Linked DNA regions of Homo sapiens: region 1 is linked to region 2. The links are chromatin loops, found by intact Hi-C in ENCODE. Cell type or tissue: dorsolateral prefrontal cortex. All regions are shown on one strand. Links, peaks and the distances in the headings refer to the core of each region. The heading gives the core; the rest is flanking DNA.

Region 1 (9,467 bases), core at 505-8,504, 85 kb after region 2:
AGATAAGATATTGGCATCCTATTTAGAATATAGAAGCTTACATACCAGATTTTGATTCTATGAATAAATCTGCCTGCTGGCTAAGTTTGCACACATTTCTCAGCCTCCAGTCATAAATCATGATTTTCGTATCCCAAGGTCAGTAATGAATTTGAGTTTTCTGTGGCTGTTATTGCATCTCTGGTTCAGCCTTTCTCTTTACGCCTTCCACCTAAGGGACCAGATCCCATAGTACAGCTGGATGTCCCACGTCTAAAAGATGAGATCGCCGGGTACAAGCCAAGTAGGGGGCATAGAAAAAAAAATGCTCTACTTGATTTGTTCTATTTGGCAGCGCATGCCACTGGTCAATACTTAATACTTCTATTTTTAACCTTGCTTTCAATGTTCCATAATTAACACAGTTAATAGGATTACATACCTAAAAGTACATGGTAAGTATTAAGATAGGAAAAGTAAGACGGGCATTCAGCAAAAAGAAGTATGTAAAAATTGTTAGTTTTTTTACACTACACTAGTATTAATCAGTTGAAAAACAATCCATTGACAACAAGGATAAGGATAAAATATCTAGAATAAAATGGTCAAGTTATTCTAGAAATATATAAAGTGCTTGTTCTACCATCATTTCCTGAAAGGTATTAAAGAAGGCTTGAATATTGGCATGTGTTCCCTTCATTCTAGAAGACTGGTTATTGTGAAGATGTCAGTTTTTCTCAAATTCATTTATATTTTTGCTCATTAGAAACTCCAAAGTGACATTTTTTTTAAAAAGTGGAACACAGAAGCCGAATCTACGTTTTAATTTTTTTATATGGACAATTTCAAACACATGTGAAAATAGTTAATAGTTTACCCACCATCCAGCTGTAATGATAGTCAACTCATGATTAAATATTTCTTTTATACTCCATCTACTACCCTTCCAGTGATCCTATTTTTGGATTTCTTTGAAACAAATCAAACCATAGCATATCACATCAAATCATCAAATGTGACTTTTTTTTTTTTTTTTTTTAGTGATCCAAGATTTTTATTTAGGGAACAGATGAAGCAAAATGGCAAGGCATGAGAAAGTAAAGAGTGCTAACTAAACAACCACAGAGGAACGTTCAAAAATCAATTAATTACTCTATCACATCAACAGCTAAAGAAGAAAAATCCTAAGATCGTATCAATAAAAGCAATTAGCAAAATCCAATACTTATTCATGATAAAAACTCCCAGCAGACTAACAATAGAAAAGAACTTCCTCACCTTGATAAATGTTGTTGCATTTTTCTTAAAAATAAAAAGGTTTCATTATTAAAGAAATATAGTACAATAGGAAATCCATAAGGAGCATTTGTCATGTCAGATTCTAAATGACACTGTAATTATGTATTATTTTTTTAAACCTGGTATTGGCTCCAAAATTGACAGAAATTTCACTGAAATGAAATTGTGAACCAGGAAAAATTAGAGATTTGCACATTTAAAAAAATGTAACCCTAACTTCACAGCATACAACAAAATATCATTCATGGGAATTACAGGAGAATATTAACAACAACAACAACAAAAAAAAACGAAGGAAATCTACTGACCTATAAGATGCCCATGATGTATTGCAATGTGCTGACGGGAAGTCGTAAAACAATCTATTTTTGTAGATCTCATTGTTTATAAAAAGCAACAACCCAGGAAATGATCTTGACTTAAATATATGTGTGTTGATAAATATTTGCTTGAGCCCCCCCCCCCCAAAAAAAACACACAGATGTTTATGTAAATGCTGTCAGCATTTTTGAGAATCCTGTCAAGGAAATGAGAATGAAGCAATATAGGGGGAGATTGTACAATTATTCTTTATCTACTTTTGCACTATTTGGATAATTAGGATGAGGGAGCATCGCTTCTGTCATAAAACGTTGTAGAGAAAACAATTTGATAAGAAAAGCAAATCTAGGCCACTCTTGGCCTGAGATTAAGATCATACATGTCACATCATACATGTCACTTAGCCTCTGGCAAGGTTCAAGTTTTATGATCGGAAAAAAAGGAACACATGGACATAGTGAAAGTAATAACAAAAAAAGAAAGAGAAACAAAAAATAACCTTTCCTGATTGATTGCTTCCATTTCAAACAGTGACTAAATGCTTTTATGAGCATCATCCCATCCAACCCTCACACAAAACCCTTTGCAGAGAGAGGGTGTTATTACCTCTGCCTCCCATATTTGTTATGGGGCTCAGATTAGCCAATACGTATCACCATATTTCAGCAAATTGTAACATCAGAGCACTGTAGGTCATTTACATATCAAAAATTCAATCTCATGCCCAATACACGTTTACTTACAACACGTTAGCTTCCTATTTGAAAACTACCGGTCAAAACTCCAGGAGGTAAGAGCTTTGAATAAACCCTCTTATTTGTTAAAATTAAGCTCTAACTTGTAAACTGCAATTTTTATACCAGAATTTGTTCAGTGAATTTTGGGTTTCATGTTGCTTCCAGGGCAACCCTGGATGAATTTGGCTGAAAAATCCCTATAAACTGTTTTCTTTAGAGTCCAAAGCTGAAAAATGATTTTGGAATCTTGTTTCCAGCACTATAATGGTCAAGGTAGGCACTTGCTACTCAAAGTGTGGTTCAGGGATTAGCAGCAGAGGTATCCCCTGAGAACTTGTTAGAAATCTAGAATCTTTGGTTCTATTCCAGATATGCTTAATAATAATCTGAATTTTAAACGAGATCTCCAGGTGATTTCTATCAACATTAAAGTTTGAGAATCAGTGGTGTAGATGACCTAAAACAGCTACCCATCTCTGATAAACTTAGAAATATGAGATAAAATAAAACTTTTTTCAATGTAGAGCTGAGCTCATAATAAAGTAGGGATAGAAATTCATAAAGGAGAAATTACCAGAGGGTAAATGGAAATGAACAGTGGGTGATGGGAGGGCCCATGCTAGACTCACTAACCTAAAGTCTTGAGTTTTTACAATAGCAAGCAGGACAGGAACATGGCTGTAAGCCCAGGCAAGGTAGGAAATTAGAACAGAATTCTCACAATAAAGACACCTAATCAAATTAAAGATTCATTCCTAATAATACTCTTAAAAGCTAGAAATAGAAGAAAACTGACTTATAAATATATCTGCCAAAAAGCTACAGTAAATATATGTTTAATGTGAAATATTTGCTCTTAGTGATATGATTTGTCTTTGTGTTCCTAGCCAAATCTCATGTTGAATTCTAATCTCCAATGTTGTGGGAGGGGCCTGGTGGGAAGTGATTGGATTATGGAGGTAGATTTCCCCCTTGCTGTTCTCATGATAATGGGTGAGTTCTCATGAGATCTGGTTGTTTCAAAGTGTGTAGCACTTCCCCCCTTTACTCTCTCTGTCTCCTCCTGGCCATGTGAATATGTGTTTGCTTCCCCTTTGTCTTCCACAATGATTGTAAGTTTCCCGAGGCCTCTCCAGTTATGGCTCCTGTCCAGCATGTGCAACTGTGACTCAATTAAACCTTTTTTCTTCAAAAGTTACCCAGTCTCAGGTAGTTCTTTATAGCAGTGTGAGAACAAACTAATACACTTAATATTAATAACAAGAAAATTATGAAGAGATATTCCACATCATTAGTGATCAGAGAAACGCAAATCAAGACCACTAAGAGCATATCAAGATAGGTTACAGTCTAACTCTATCTTATTGCCACAAATATAAAAGACTGATGACACCTAGTGTTGGCCAAGATGTGAATGCACAACATTTTACCCACTGCTTGGTGGCGGTGTAACCCAGTGGAGTTAGTTTGGGAAATGGTTTAACATAATCTCCTAAAGCTGAACTCTTGTATAAAATATGGCCCGTTGATTTCCCTCATAAGAAAAAACAAGAAAAACTCTTTATACATGGACAATAGGGAATATATATAAGACTGCTTATATATAATAATAATTATTATTATTGTGTTATTATTATTATTACTATTGCTGTCCTAGCTTTTGGTTTTAGTGATAGGCTTTTGAGTGTTTTTATTGATGTCCTAGATTTTGTTTTCAGTGATAGTCTTGTGAGTGTTTCTTAATTATTTAAAACAACTAATTAAATAATTAAATAAAAGCAGAAGATTGCTTATATGTAATTATATTATTATTATTATTACTCTTGCTTTCCTAGATTTTGTCTTCAGTTATAGGCTTGTGAGTATGTCTTAATTATTTAAAACAACTAACTAAATAATTAAATAAAAGCAGCCATGGACTGATATTGAGAGCATGTCATACACAAAGAATTAGGACTATTCTAATTCTCTGAATCTGAAGTGCAATAAATACTATCAATTTTTATTATACATAAAACAATAAATATATGCGTTTCAAGTGACTGCATGGATAACTGAGCAGGATCAGGCAGCAAACTCTCTTGTCAATAGTTGACCTGAAAGACCAGACTCTAGAAAAAAGAATGAGTGTCTCAGGTATAAAAGATAAGGGTTGAGTTGTTATCAGGGGTATGTATTCTCAAAAATACTGTCGTCTTCTTCATAGGCATGTTATAGTACTTACTGTTTACAATGCTATTTTATCCCTAGCCTAATCATTTTGAAATGGTTTTATATATAGATATAAATACGGATACACATTCTAAAATAAGAAAATCAACCAGAACATATACTATTTTAGTTTCTTCAGCAGACAGGGCAGACAGAAAAAGACGGAAAAAATAAGTGATGACTTCTCTATGTAACATCAACGACTCTCTTGAATAAACAATACTTCCAGACTTTTAAGGTTTTATATTTTAAAATATAAAATATATTCTTCTTTTAAATATATTTAAAATATAAAAGAAAATTCTTCAGGTTATACACATTAGATAGATCACACCCCTTTGTCATAATTCCCTACTTAATTGGAACAAAAGGCAACAATGAGAAGTTTTAAAAGCATATACTTGCAAGATAAAGGAAGAGAAGGCTTAGGAATAATATTTTGGACGTAGAAATGTTGATAAGTGACCAGGAAATGATTGAGCAGAGAGAGAAAGCCCTGTGCAAACCTAGCAATGGGGAATCCCAGAAGCAGGTTGGTTTGGAAGGCCTTAAATATAAAAATTCCCAAGGAATTGGAAATATCAGGTACTTGTGACAATGAAGGTGAAGGTAGGGCGAAACACAAGAATATTTGCTAAATGTCCACACAGGAAGCAGTTAGGACACCATAAACCACACACGCTCATATTCTCCCATGGGCAATAAGCCCGGAGAGCAGCATACGAGGTTAGAGTACGGTGACAAAGAACTCCAGAAGTGATGTTTCCCAGAACAAGTTTCAAATGAAAGATGGATCGATATTTCTGAAAGTATTGTGAGGAGATTTATGTCTCTGTTGAGAGTATGGGATAAATTAGTGATAGATACATACAAAACTATAACAAGACAGTTGTTAACTGCGAGGGAGAAAACAAGCACAAGCCCTATAAAAAAGGAAATATAATCAAAGTATATTACTCGGTTTCGATTTGAACAATGTTTGCATTTCTCTAATAGATTAACCACTCACTATTGTCCTAACAAAAACATATTATATTGGCTGGATGATATATTGGCTTGATGATATATAAACATGTTATATTGGCTGGATGAGATGAGAAAAAGGACATGTAGTGAGGGTTGTTTTTGTGGTGATGGTGGTGCTGTGTGTGTGTGTGCGTGTGTGTGTGTGAGAGAGAGAGGGGGGAGAGAGAGGAAGAGAGAGAAAGAGAAAGAGAGAGAAACAGAGAGAGAGAGAGAAAGAGAGAGAGAAACTTATCTTCTTCCATAGTAGCAAAAGCCAATAGTGGCCGTTTAGAACTTAAAAATCAATAAGTAATAGTATAAGCATATTTTTCTAAAACATGGATACAAATTCCCAAAGAAACAATGGAAAAGTGGCTTCATCTAGAGAAGAAGGATCAGGGTTAGAGAGAGTGGTTCAAAATGATACTGTAATGTTTATTACAAGCCTTGTGGAATTAGTTTTTTGAAAAACATGTAATTTTGATATAGATTTTTTAAGTTGACCAAACCAAGAATATCTTGGCAACAGAAACAAGATTTATATGGTTATGAACAGATATATCAATAAGTTTCCAGAATATATGTAAAAGAAATGACAGATTATTATGTAGGAATTTTTATAAGTGATTTAAATAATTGTGTACACATACATGAACCTAACTTAGAAGAATGAGTGCCATGTACAAGGTAATTATATTAAATACGAGGGATGTGAGAAACTGATGTTAAAATACATCTGTACAAATAATTTAAAGCGATAACAATTTCATGTCTTTACTATTATTTATTTACTTATTTAATGTTTAGAGACAGGGTCTCTGTTACCCAGACTAGAGTGCAGTGGTGTGATTTTAGCTCACTGCACACTCGAAATCCTGAGCTCAAGTGAACCTCCCACCGCCACCTCCCAAGTAGCTGGGACTATAGGCACGCAGCACCACATTCTGCTAATTTATTTTTATTTTGTGTAGAGATGGAGTCTTGCTATGTTTCTTTTTATTATTATTATACTTTAAGTTCTAGGGTACATGTGCACAATGTGCAGGTTTGTTACATATGTATACATGTGCCATGTTGGTGTGCTGCACCCCTTAACTCGTCATCTAGCATTAGGTATATCTCCTAATGCTATCCCTCCCCCCTCCCCCCACCCCACAACAGGCCCCGGTGTGTGATGTTCCCCTTCCTGTGTCCAAGTGTTCTCATTGTTCAATTCCCACCTGTGAGTGAGAACATGTGGTGTTTGGTTTTCTGTCCTTGCAATAGTTTGCTGAGAATGATGGTTTCCAGCTTCATCCATGTCCCTAAAAAGGACATGAACTCATCCTTTTTATGGCTGCATAGTATTCCATGGTGTATATGTGCCACATTTTCTTAATCCAGTCTATCATTGATGGACATTTGGGTTGGTTCCAAGACTTCACTATTGTGAATAGTGCCGCAATAAACATAGGTGTGCATGTGTCTTTATAGCAGCATGATTTATAATCCTTTGGGTATATACCCAGTAATGGGATGGCTGGGTCAAATAGTATTTCTAGTTTTAGATCCTTGAGGAATTGCCACACTGTCTTCCACAATGGTTGAACTAGTTTACAGTCCCACCAACAGTGTAAAAGTGTTCCTATTTCTCCACGTCTTCTCCAGCACCTGTTGTTTCCAGACTTTTTAATGATCGCCATTCTAACTGGTATGAGATGGTATCTCATTGTGGTTTTGATTTGCATTTCTCTGATGGCCAGTGATGATGAGCATTTTTTCATGTATCTGTTGGCTGCATAAACGTCTTCTTGAGTCTTGCTATGTTTCTTAGGCTGGTCCTGGCCTTCTGACCTCAAGCAATCCTCCCACCTCAGCCTCCTAAAGTGTTGGGATTACAGGCATGAGCCATTGCACTTGGCCAGTTTCACGCATTTAGTATTGATAATCAAGATGATTACAATACTAATGGAATATTTAATGAGTGTTTATTCATTGTTGTGTAACTTGGTGTGGACTACCAGACTTTCTCACAAAAATCCTTATGATTACCTCATGAAATAGGTTATATATTTCTCTCTTAAAGATTTCTCATGAAACTCAAAAGGGACAACATATGTGAAAACACTTTTGCACAGTATAAAATGACATAAACAGATGAAGTTTATCATCATGGCATTTCACATTATGTCTAACATGATAGATGGAATGGTGAATTCCTACTTAGAATATACCACCCTAATAACTGCTTGTTAGCTAGGTCTCACATTCCAGTATTAAATAGCATTCTTTATCCCCAGACGTCATTACTGAATTTGAAATTCTTTGACAGCATAATCACTCTGGTTGAATTAACAACATAGTGCCTTCAACGTGATTCCTTAAGCAACCAGTTTCCAGTGCAGAGATGGAAAGAGAAAGACTTAAAACAAAGAGGGAAGCAATCGAGGGCAAAGAAGCACAGAACCAAACTCAAGGGTGGCTGTCAGCCTTTCCCCCTCAGCTAATTAAATTGCTGGCTGATTATGACAATAGAATCTTTTTATTGCTTTCAATTCATTAGGCAGTAAACATAAATTATATTATTATCCAGAAAATTTAGGAATTTCCGATCTATGAGAACCTATAGAACGGTTCAATAAGATAGGCTAACAGAAACAAACTATGTAAAAATCAGTAACTTCACAAGTGATCTTTGGCAATAAAACATAATGGTAAATGAATATATTCAAAACAGAAAAAAATCTGAAAAATACCTAGAAATCATACTATAAAGATTTTTCTTGACCTTGCTTTCTTGGTTAAGAAATGTTTATATCCTGAGGGATACAAAAGAAAAATTAAATGTTACCAGTGATGCTCAACTAGGATAAAGATACACATAGCTGCAAAAGTAAGGAAATTACATTTAAAATCCAAATTGAAGTTCTTGAGGGAATTTGATAATTTAATTTGAATTATCAATTATTTCTTATATAAAAGAATTTCATATCATTTCTTATATGAAAGAAATTACTTTGGATATTTAAAAGATTCTTCAAAAATAGTAATAATCAAGAATACTCACCATTTAATAAATGAAATTTGAAAGCCACACATTTAAAAACAATGTGGAATTGGATTAAATACAGGCAGAAAGCTTTCTATGTTGGATAACTTCTACATGCAAGAAATATCTTGCGTATTTACTTCATGCTGTTTACCCATATGCATTTCATATGAGTTGAAAGCTCTGGCTGGGCACGGTGGCTCACGCCTGTAATCCCAGCACTTTGGGAGGCCGAGGCGGGCGGATCACGAGGTCAGAAGATCGAGACCATCCCGGCTAAAACGGTGAAACCCCGTCTCTACTAAAAATACAAAAAATTAGCCGGGCGTGGTGGCAGGCGCCTGTAGTCCCAGCTACTTGGGAGGCTGAGGCAGGTGAATGGCGTGAACCCGGGAGGCGGAGCTTGCAGTGAGCAGAGATCGTGCCACTGCACTCTAGCCTGGGCGACAGAGCGAGACTCCGTCTCAAAAAAAAAAAAAAAAAAAAAAAAAGAAAGCTCAAATTTTAAAATATAAAACCTTAAAAGTCTGGAAGATCTTTGCTGCACAGTTTTATGTGAGTAAGGCCAATTTTAGAAACTCTATATATCATGATGCCATTTTTGGCATTGAAACCATTCCCTATAAGTAACAAAGAGGTCAATATGCATTTATTCAAGCAAGATCGTTATGCAGAAGGATATGCAACACAGTGAGGGCATTCTCAGCATAGTTAATGTAAGAGTGGGTGAGATTGGAGGGATTGTTGAACAAAACTATTCAATTATTGAGAACTGGTACAACAATGGACAAAACCAAAATACTCGACATACAAAATCTTCTCTAAATGGCATAATAAACCATTAATATCTTTATGCCATTAAGACTGAATGAAGGAGTAACTGCAAA
Region 2 (9,467 bases), core at 826-8,825:
CAAGGAAGGGAAGCATCTGCCCAACCCTCCCCCACCGCGCGCCCTGGATCCTCTGCCTGCCCCCTCCCCCGTGACGTCACCCTAGTCCTGTCCCGGGGAGCCTGCAAAGCCTCTCAGATTCAAACTGCTAGACGCACTGCTGCCACCGCCACCGAATTGGAAACGCGCGCCCAGGCTCCGTCGTCGCCTTCGCCCGCCGACCGGGCCAGCCGGCTCTCCGACCTCCCTACAGAATCGCACCCCAGTCCCTCCCTGGCAGCTCGGCTTCCCTCAGCTCCAACTCTTCTCTTCCGCTCCTGCCTCCTGTCGGATTTTTAATTTCTGCGCACCCCCAGTCAAATTAAATCAACCAACAAAAAGCAGGGCATCCCCCCTGGAAGCAGCGTCTTATTTTACCTTGTTCTCCCACTTCCTGAAGATGCTAAACTCCTGGTGGACTGCAGAGGAGAGGGATTCAGTCTTCTCCTGATGTGTGAGTAACCCCCACCTCGCACTGTCTTTCCCATCTCTATCTCTCCTCTACACCTGCCGCCAGCCCCCTGATTCCTGATTTTCCCACCCCCTTTTTGCGCTTTTTTTTTTTTTCCTAAAGCGATTGCGATTTCTGCTGGGAGCTCAAGACGGGCGAGCTGCCCGAGATCTCTTCGAGATACCCCAGGGGAGGAGGAGATGGGCAGGATTTAGTAGGACAACTCGGTTACTAATGACTTGGCGGCTGGCTGCGACCCCCCGGGAAATCAGGTGCAAGCATGTGTGTTCCCGGGGCGCGTGTGTGGGTGGCCTCGGGATGGGGGAATAGGGAGCGGAGAAAAGAAACCGCTTTGGAAAATGCAATGATTTCATTCTGCCGTGTTGCTAACCCCCTCATTCTCCCTCGCTCCCACTCCGCCTCCTTGCTTTACCATTTTTAATCGGGCTTCCTTGTTTCTTTCTTCCCTGCACCCGCTTCTTCCCCCTGCCCCCACCTAAGGTTTGCCTGTAGGTACCTGAGTTGACACCGAAGGTGCCTAAAGATGCTGAGCGGCGTTTGGTTCCTCAGTGTGTTAACCGTGGCCGGGATCTTACAGACAGAGAGTCGCAAAACTGCCAAAGACATTTGCAAGATCCGCTGTCTGTGCGAAGAAAAGGAAAACGTACTGAATATCAACTGTGAGAACAAAGGATTTACAACAGTTAGCCTGCTCCAGCCCCCCCAGTATCGAATCTATCAGCTTTTTCTCAATGGAAACCTCTTGACAAGACTGTATCCAAACGAATTTGTCAATTACTCCAACGCGGTGACTCTTCACCTAGGTAACAACGGGTTACAGGAGATCCGAACGGGGGCATTCAGTGGCCTGAAAACTCTCAAAAGACTGCATCTCAACAACAACAAGCTTGAGATATTGAGGGAGGACACCTTCCTAGGCCTGGAGAGCCTGGAGTATCTCCAGGCCGACTACAATTACATCAGTGCCATCGAGGCTGGGGCATTCAGCAAACTTAACAAGCTCAAAGTGCTCATCCTGAATGACAACCTTCTGCTTTCACTGCCCAGCAATGTGTTCCGCTTTGTCCTGCTGACCCACTTAGACCTCAGGGGGAATAGGCTAAAAGTAATGCCTTTTGCTGGCGTCCTTGAACATATTGGAGGGATCATGGAGATTCAGCTGGAGGAAAATCCATGGAATTGCACTTGTGACTTACTTCCTCTCAAGGCCTGGCTAGACACCATAACTGTTTTTGTGGGAGAGATTGTCTGTGAGACTCCCTTTAGGTTGCATGGGAAAGACGTGACCCAGCTGACCAGGCAAGACCTCTGTCCCAGAAAAAGTGCCAGTGATTCCAGTCAGAGGGGCAGCCATGCTGACACCCACGTCCAAAGGCTGTCACCTACAATGAATCCTGCTCTCAACCCAACCAGGGCTCCGAAAGCCAGCCGGCCGCCCAAAATGAGAAATCGTCCAACTCCTCGAGTGACTGTGTCAAAGGACAGGCAAAGTTTTGGACCCATCATGGTGTACCAGACCAAGTCTCCTGTGCCTCTCACCTGTCCCAGCAGCTGTGTCTGCACCTCTCAGAGCTCAGACAATGGTCTGAATGTAAACTGCCAAGAAAGGAAGTTCACTAATATCTCTGACCTGCAGCCCAAACCGACCAGTCCAAAGAAACTCTACCTAACAGGGAACTATCTTCAAACTGTCTATAAGAATGACCTCTTAGAATACAGTTCTTTGGACTTACTGCACTTAGGAAACAACAGGATTGCAGTCATTCAGGAAGGTGCCTTTACAAACCTGACCAGTTTACGCAGACTTTATCTGAATGGCAATTACCTTGAAGTGCTGTACCCTTCTATGTTTGATGGACTGCAGAGCTTGCAATATCTCTATTTAGAGTATAATGTCATTAAGGAAATTAAGCCTCTGACCTTTGATGCTTTGATTAACCTACAGCTACTGTTTCTGAACAACAACCTTCTTCGGTCCTTACCTGATAATATATTTGGGGGGACGGCCCTAACCAGGCTGAATCTGAGAAACAACCATTTTTCTCACCTGCCCGTGAAAGGGGTTCTGGATCAGCTCCCGGCTTTCATCCAGATAGATCTGCAGGAGAACCCCTGGGACTGTACCTGTGACATCATGGGGCTGAAAGACTGGACAGAACATGCCAATTCCCCTGTCATCATTAATGAGGTGACTTGCGAATCTCCTGCTAAGCATGCAGGGGAGATACTAAAATTTCTGGGGAGGGAGGCTATCTGTCCAGACAGCCCAAACTTGTCAGATGGAACCGTCTTGTCAATGAATCACAATACAGACACACCTCGGTCGCTTAGTGTGTCTCCTAGTTCCTATCCTGAACTACACACTGAAGTTCCACTGTCTGTCTTAATTCTGGGATTGCTTGTTGTTTTCATCTTATCTGTCTGTTTTGGGGCTGGTTTATTCGTCTTTGTCTTGAAACGCCGAAAGGGAGTGCCGAGCGTTCCCAGGAATACCAACAACTTAGACGTAAGCTCCTTTCAATTACAGTATGGGTCTTACAACACTGAGACTCACGATAAAACAGACGGCCATGTCTACAACTATATCCCCCCACCTGTGGGTCAGATGTGCCAAAACCCCATCTACATGCAGAAGGAAGGAGACCCAGTAGCCTATTACCGAAACCTGCAAGAGTTCAGCTATAGCAACCTGGAGGAGAAAAAAGAAGAGCCAGCCACACCTGCTTACACAATAAGTGCCACTGAGCTGCTAGAAAAGCAGGCCACACCAAGAGAGCCTGAGCTGCTGTATCAAAATATTGCTGAGCGAGTCAAGGAACTTCCCAGCGCAGGCCTAGTCCACTATAACTTTTGTACCTTACCTAAAAGGCAGTTTGCCCCTTCCTATGAATCTCGACGCCAAAACCAAGACAGAATCAATAAAACCGTTTTATATGGAACTCCCAGGAAATGCTTTGTGGGGCAGTCAAAACCCAACCACCCTTTACTGCAAGCTAAGCCGCAATCAGAACCGGACTACCTCGAAGTTCTGGAAAAACAAACTGCAATCAGTCAGCTGTGAAGGGAAATCATTTACAACCCTAAGGCATCAGAGGATGCTGCTCCGAACTGTTGGAAACAAGGACATTAGCTTTTGTGTTTGTTTTTGTTCTCCCTTTCCCAGTGTTAATGGGGGACTTTGAAAATGTTTGGGAGATAGGATGAAGTCATGATTTTGCTTTTGCAAGTTTTCCTTTAAATTATTTCTCTCTCGCTCTCCTCCCCTCCTTTTTTTTTTTTTTTTTTTTTTCTTTTTCCCTTCTCTTCTTAGGAACCATCAGTGGACATGAATGTTTCTACAATGCATTTCTTCATAGATTTTGTTTATGGTTTTGTTTCTTTTTTCTTCTTTGTTTTTCAGTGTGGGAGTGGGAAGAGGAGATTATAGTGACTGAAGAAAGAATAGGCAAACTTTTCAAATGAAAATGGATATTTAGTGTATTTTGTAGAAGATCTCCAAAGATCTTTTGTGACTACAACTTCTTTTGTAAATAATGATATATGGTATTTCCATCGTCAGTTACCGAGTATAGCCACTGGGTATCACTACTTTGTGTTAAAGTGCCTTCGCACTTTAAGTACATTACTTAAATGTTGCTTTTAGCTTTGATAAATTGAAAATATTTTAATGTGTTGTATTTTTGAAATTGAAAACACTGTAAAATAGATTGATGTGTCAGCTATATTAAGTCAACGTACAGTTTGCTTGAGTTATAGAAACCAGCCTGTCATCAAATGATTCTAGTTCTAGGACTTTGTAGGCTTAACTATAAAATATTTCCTTTCCTCTGGGTTTAAGTGATTTTATTTAAGTCAACTAAGGGGATTTAACAGTGGACTAGAGGTAATAAGCCACCTCAGTCAGGATTAATAATTCATTAATAAAATATATTTAACCCAATATCAGAGTGAATTGAGCAATTAATGCCCTTCCATAAATCATTATTTTACACTAACATGGTGAGTGTTTTAGATTATTTTCCTAATTAAAAGAACGTGACACAGCTAGTAATATATTTTTCTGCATTGAATTAGATATTTTTATATATTTAAATGAAAAAGTCTGTATTTCTAACTTTTTAATTGAAATTAATATTTTTTCTGCCTATTGAAACATTTTCTATAAACACACACCAGTAGAGGCCGCCACACACCTCATTTAACAAAGACATATGAGCCATTAAAGACCTCGAAGGAAGACTTCATGGGTGAGATTAAAACTTCCCAAGTAAGTTCTCTGCAAAATTCAAGGTAGCAGAGATAAAAATGTATCCATTACTCTATTTATTTTAGATCACGGGTTAGACTCATAATCCTTCTCAAGTTTAACACTTTCTGACAAAACAGCATTTTCCTCTTGAGTTTAATTGAAGCATTAATGGGGTGCTATCAAATCAAGTACTATTTGCGTCTCCAAATCGATTAATAGTTACCTAAACCAAGACATTAAGCATCTTTTTCCTTCTGCCTTCTTTAGGCTTGTGTTACTTGAAGTTTTCCTTGTCAGCTTGAGCAAGACTTTCATTTTGGTGTTAGCATTAAAATGATTTTAATTAGCCAAGTCTATATAACATTTATGAAGCCTTATTAGACTGTAAATAATTTTAGATGCAAACGTGATTGTGTGATTTAAACAAACAGCCCTTCTTTACAACAAAAAATAGTTTTGTTTTGTCTATTGTAAATCCTTATGCAACTGGGATGGTGATCTGCATATAAAGTAGTTCAGCTTTTCAATTCCTTATTAAAGCAAGCGATGGCGTCTGAAAGAAGCACACTGTTTCCTTTTCATAAATAGGTTACTGCACATAATAATCCTTTATCGTCATGTGGAGATTGAAGTGGATACTGATAACTTACTTTTAAAGCTTTAAAATTACCAATAGTATATTGTCTGTCACTATAAACAATTCATGTGATAGGCTTTCAATTAGAAATTCCTTAAATCCAAATTATTTGGATTAATGATTACTGGTGTAAAATAGTTGTTTGTAAAAACAATAGAAGGTAATTGTGTGTATATAATAACGTAAAGGGCATTGAAGAGAAACATATCTTTAACAACATAAAATCTCTGAATATCTACAGTGGCAAGCTAACATGCTCATTCTTTGATTAGAGGTGATAATTCCTATTTCGATCCATTAGAAGAAAGTTGAAAATGGTGGGCTGAAATGATCTTCAAGAAAGTTAATGTACAGATATTTTACATTTCACAGAAGAGGAACTAGAATATTATGCTAGTTGAATGTGGAGAAGACTCCTGGAAACCACTTCATCTTTGAGTGAAGTATTTATATATAAAAGAGTTTCAAAAATCCTTTTCTGACTGCTCTCATTTGATGCAATGATAAATACAGAATACAGAGGTAGGTATTTTGGGAAGTGATTGTGAAGGCAAATTTGCATATATATTCTGTTAAGATCATTTTCAGGCTTAAATTATATGACTAGAGGCTCTTGATGCAGTGATTCCACTTCAGTGTTCATTTTTATTTTTCTGAAAGTAAAGATACTCCTGTAAAATGCCATTGTCCATAGAAAAAATATTAACTCATTAAGTTTAAAGACAGATGATACCTTAATATTAACTTACTTACACGATTTTAAAGACGCCTACTGAGAGAACTCAAATTTATAAACTCTGTTGCCTAATAATTATGGTTTAATTCTATATCCTCTTGCTTGTTACAGTTATACTTAATTTGCAGTAGATTTTTAAATGAAATTATTTGAATGTATTCCAGACTATTTTATTTAAAATCATCATACATCATATACTTTGAACCTTTATTTTCTAATGCAATCATAAACATTTTAAGTTTTATTAACTCACTAGCATCCCCACTGACTATATTCTGTTTTGCTTTATCTGCTCAAGCACTTTCGACCATATTTTATTTTAGGATTTTTATTTTTATCTTCCACAGCTGGATATTGCTATTTCACTTTTATTTCACATGCAGCTTTAAGACGTATGAGCATCAGCACAGCAAAATGGTTCCAGCCTACAGAATGCAGTCTCCCAGGGCCCTGCCAAGAACATATCTGTATGTCTGGCCCTACAAATGACAAATGGTAATTCCCTTCTATTTTAGCTCTTAATTAGTTGCTTTCACTATTTCCGAATATACCTGTGGCTAAGTTTTTATTGAAACACTCAAAAATACCACTTCTCAGTATGAACACAATTGCTAAGAGCCTAATTTGGTTCTGGACTATGGTCAACCTGTGTGCCTTGTTAGTTCTCTCCAGCAGCTGGTGAGTAAGGAAATGACCCTTCAATTTCCTCTTCTTTTTCCTCTGACCTCTGTGACTTAATTTTTCTTAATGTCTCCAAGTCATCAAGGGCTTAATAATTTATGAATTTTACAAAAAGCATTTAAGGAATAAGAAAGAGGTTCTGTGATTTTTCAGACTCTGAAAATTCATTTTGATTCTACATATTCCAGAAATATACTGGGTTGGATGCTAGAGTGAAGAAAGCCGTCCAGACAATTCTCCCAGTCCATTCATTTCTTCATTCATTTGTTCATTCAGTAGTTATTGAGTGCTTATTTCCTGGGTGCCTGGCTCTAGGCTATGTCCTGAGACATACAGTGGACAGGGTCTCTACCCTCCTCACAACACCCTCTTCACCCTCCACGCCACCCCCTACTACTCACTCTCACCCTAGCAAGGAGCTTCGTGCTAATAAGAGAGAGTCTTACCTGAATGGCAATCGCCCAGATTAACAGTGGAGACAGTAATGCAATGCAGGAAGTTAAGTTTTTAAAGGTGATTCTGTGCAGTAAGGTATAAAACAGATATATAATAAATAGCCTAGCTTAGTCTAACATCTCTTTAGAATTACACAGCTAAAAAGGAAAAAAAACACCAAAATAAGATAAAATAAAACAAATTTAAACACCAAAATAAGATATAATAAAACATTTGTTTTTGCAAAATAAGGCCCAATGTTATGGCCTAATGAAAGCTATATACTTGTGCTATCTAAAGCACTACTTTGTAAAGATGACTACCCAAGATTGTAAATACAAAATTTAAAAAGGTACTTAAATTTTCTGGAATATCCATGTTTCAGAGGTAATATTTACTTTCTATTTCAGTGGCTTAAATTATAACGTTTTGGCTTAAGTGTCTTTTATCAATACAATGATAAGACACCTTAATCCTGAGAGAGAAAATTAAGTACTGTATATAGGTGTACTTTGCTTCTCACAATGATTGTGCAAAAAGTCACGTGTAAATTGAACTTTTGTAAATCAAATTGTATTTTAAATGCATTAGGGGAGCTGCCATTTAGAGGAAACTTGTGAATTCTTTCATAAAGCAGAAAACCATTTTATAATACAAATAACCATTCTCTGATTTATCTCTTTTGTATGTTTGGATTTTCAATATCGACTTTGCTTAAAACAGAGCCCACCTGCATAGTAACTGTGTTTTGCCAAGGCTGCTTGTGCTACCAGTTTGCTGGTGGCTAACGGCTTGTGCTTGAAAGTCTTCTGAAGTCTGATGTGAATTGAGCTATCAAGCAATGCTATCATAGCACAGTAGCAGTCCTGAACAGTCTGAGCAGCCAACCCATTTCAACAAAATTGAACACAGGACTCTTCTGCTCAGCAGCATCTCTTTTCTCAGATGTGGCCATGTTACAGTAGAGGGTATTCCATAAGCACATATTCCATAAAGTGCTCAGAGTCACAGGTTTTATAATAAATTATGTTATTATGTAAACGAATTGCATGCATGTTGAAATTTTTTAGCAGTACTTTAGCTTGAAAGTACTCGTACAAATACTGTTAGATTTAGTTGCAAATAATTGTTCTCAAGTTATTGCAATAAATGTCAAATGAAACAAGCTCTTGTGTAAATAGACTTCTGTGCCTAATAGTGACATTGTTTCAAAAAATAAATGTCATATTTTGGGCTGTTAATAGGCAAAATGAAACATTGGAAATGTGATCAAATGATCTTGGGTTTTATTGGATAAACTGTTTACACAGTTACTTTATGTGTAATTACATTTCAGTTAATAAATAAATATTCACTAACAACACTTAAATTAGTTAGAAAAGATATTTAGAGTCTGAAGAGGAAATGAATGAGAAACTATAATTGAAACTGTTTTCTTCGCCTTGATATGCTCACAGATAAAGGCTTTGATTCTTTATATGATTAGTTTACATGTTTAAGGTAAAATAAGCTTTATAAAAATATATATTCATACTTTTCCATGACTGTTCATTAGTATTAGACTTAAAAAATTACAAGTAAACAACAACAAAAACAATTCAAATAGAGATGCTTTGCTAAATACTGAAAAAAGTACTGATTCCCCACTCTCCTCACCAGACACAGACATACATCTACACCAGAGCCAATTGTTTTTTAATTATAAAATTCAGTCTAACACCGTATGTGACCTAATATATTTGTACTTAATAAAAGACTGACGTACAAATCCAAGGAATATAAATTATGAGTTCATTAATAGAAATGCCATCACTGTATTCCTAAAAAGTAGATTTAGAAAAAATAATGAGAGAGAAAGGCAGGGGGTTCATTTGTTCCTATGATTATGGTGATATAATGGCAAAGTTACTACTTTGGCTATTTGCATTTGGTTGAATATTAGAATATATCTGCCAGGCATGCTCCAAATCACAAATGTATAACATAACAAAGGATTTGAGATTCCTGTGGGAACATGAGGACTTATAACAAATTATCCTCTCTTAGGATTACCAATATATGCACAATATATTCAGTTTATTCACGTAGCCTTCATAGGGCAGCTGAAACAATTGGAATAGCCACATTCAAAAGTGTTTTGCTAAAGGAGAATTGGTGCCAGTATACCAGGTTATTAGATCCCTTGACAAGATCAGTTGAAATGAGAATAAAAGTAGTGTACAGCTCCCCATTCTGAACA

The links. A loop is a pair of places that touch in the nucleus more often than their neighbours do. Peaks named below come from ENCODE experiments on the same cell type or tissue, not always from the same donor. Only the 100,000 strongest peaks of a DNase experiment are listed, where the experiment ranks them.
Region 1: it touches region 2 in a loop (14-fold over the local background); 7 of 110 quality-filtered maps call a loop at or near these places.

What each region holds. Positions count from the first base shown.
Region 1 is chrX:145,906,471-145,915,937 of GRCh38, forward strand. No RefSeq gene overlaps it. Among named protein-coding and RNA genes, the nearest start is that of MIR892C, 82 kb to the right of the region's middle. In dorsolateral prefrontal cortex, for the core only: CTCF peaks have their summits at 3,724 and 3,925; no DNase peak of the experiment used is centred there; H3K27me3 peaks cover 936 bases.
Region 2 is chrX:145,821,413-145,830,879 of GRCh38, forward strand. SLITRK2 (SLIT and NTRK like family member 2) reads left to right here. Exons shown (of 5, transcript NM_032539.5): 3 at 1-472; 4 at 593-741; 5 at 971-8,444. The coding sequence starts at 1,014. The coding sequence ends at 3,551. Among named protein-coding and RNA genes, the nearest start is that of SLITRK2, 8.3 kb to the left of the region's middle. In dorsolateral prefrontal cortex, for the core only: a CTCF peak has its summit at 4,658 (motif pointing right); a DNase peak (open chromatin) is centred at 4,674; H3K4me3 peaks cover 5,484 bases; H3K27ac peaks cover 5,698 bases; H3K27me3 peaks cover 5,879 bases.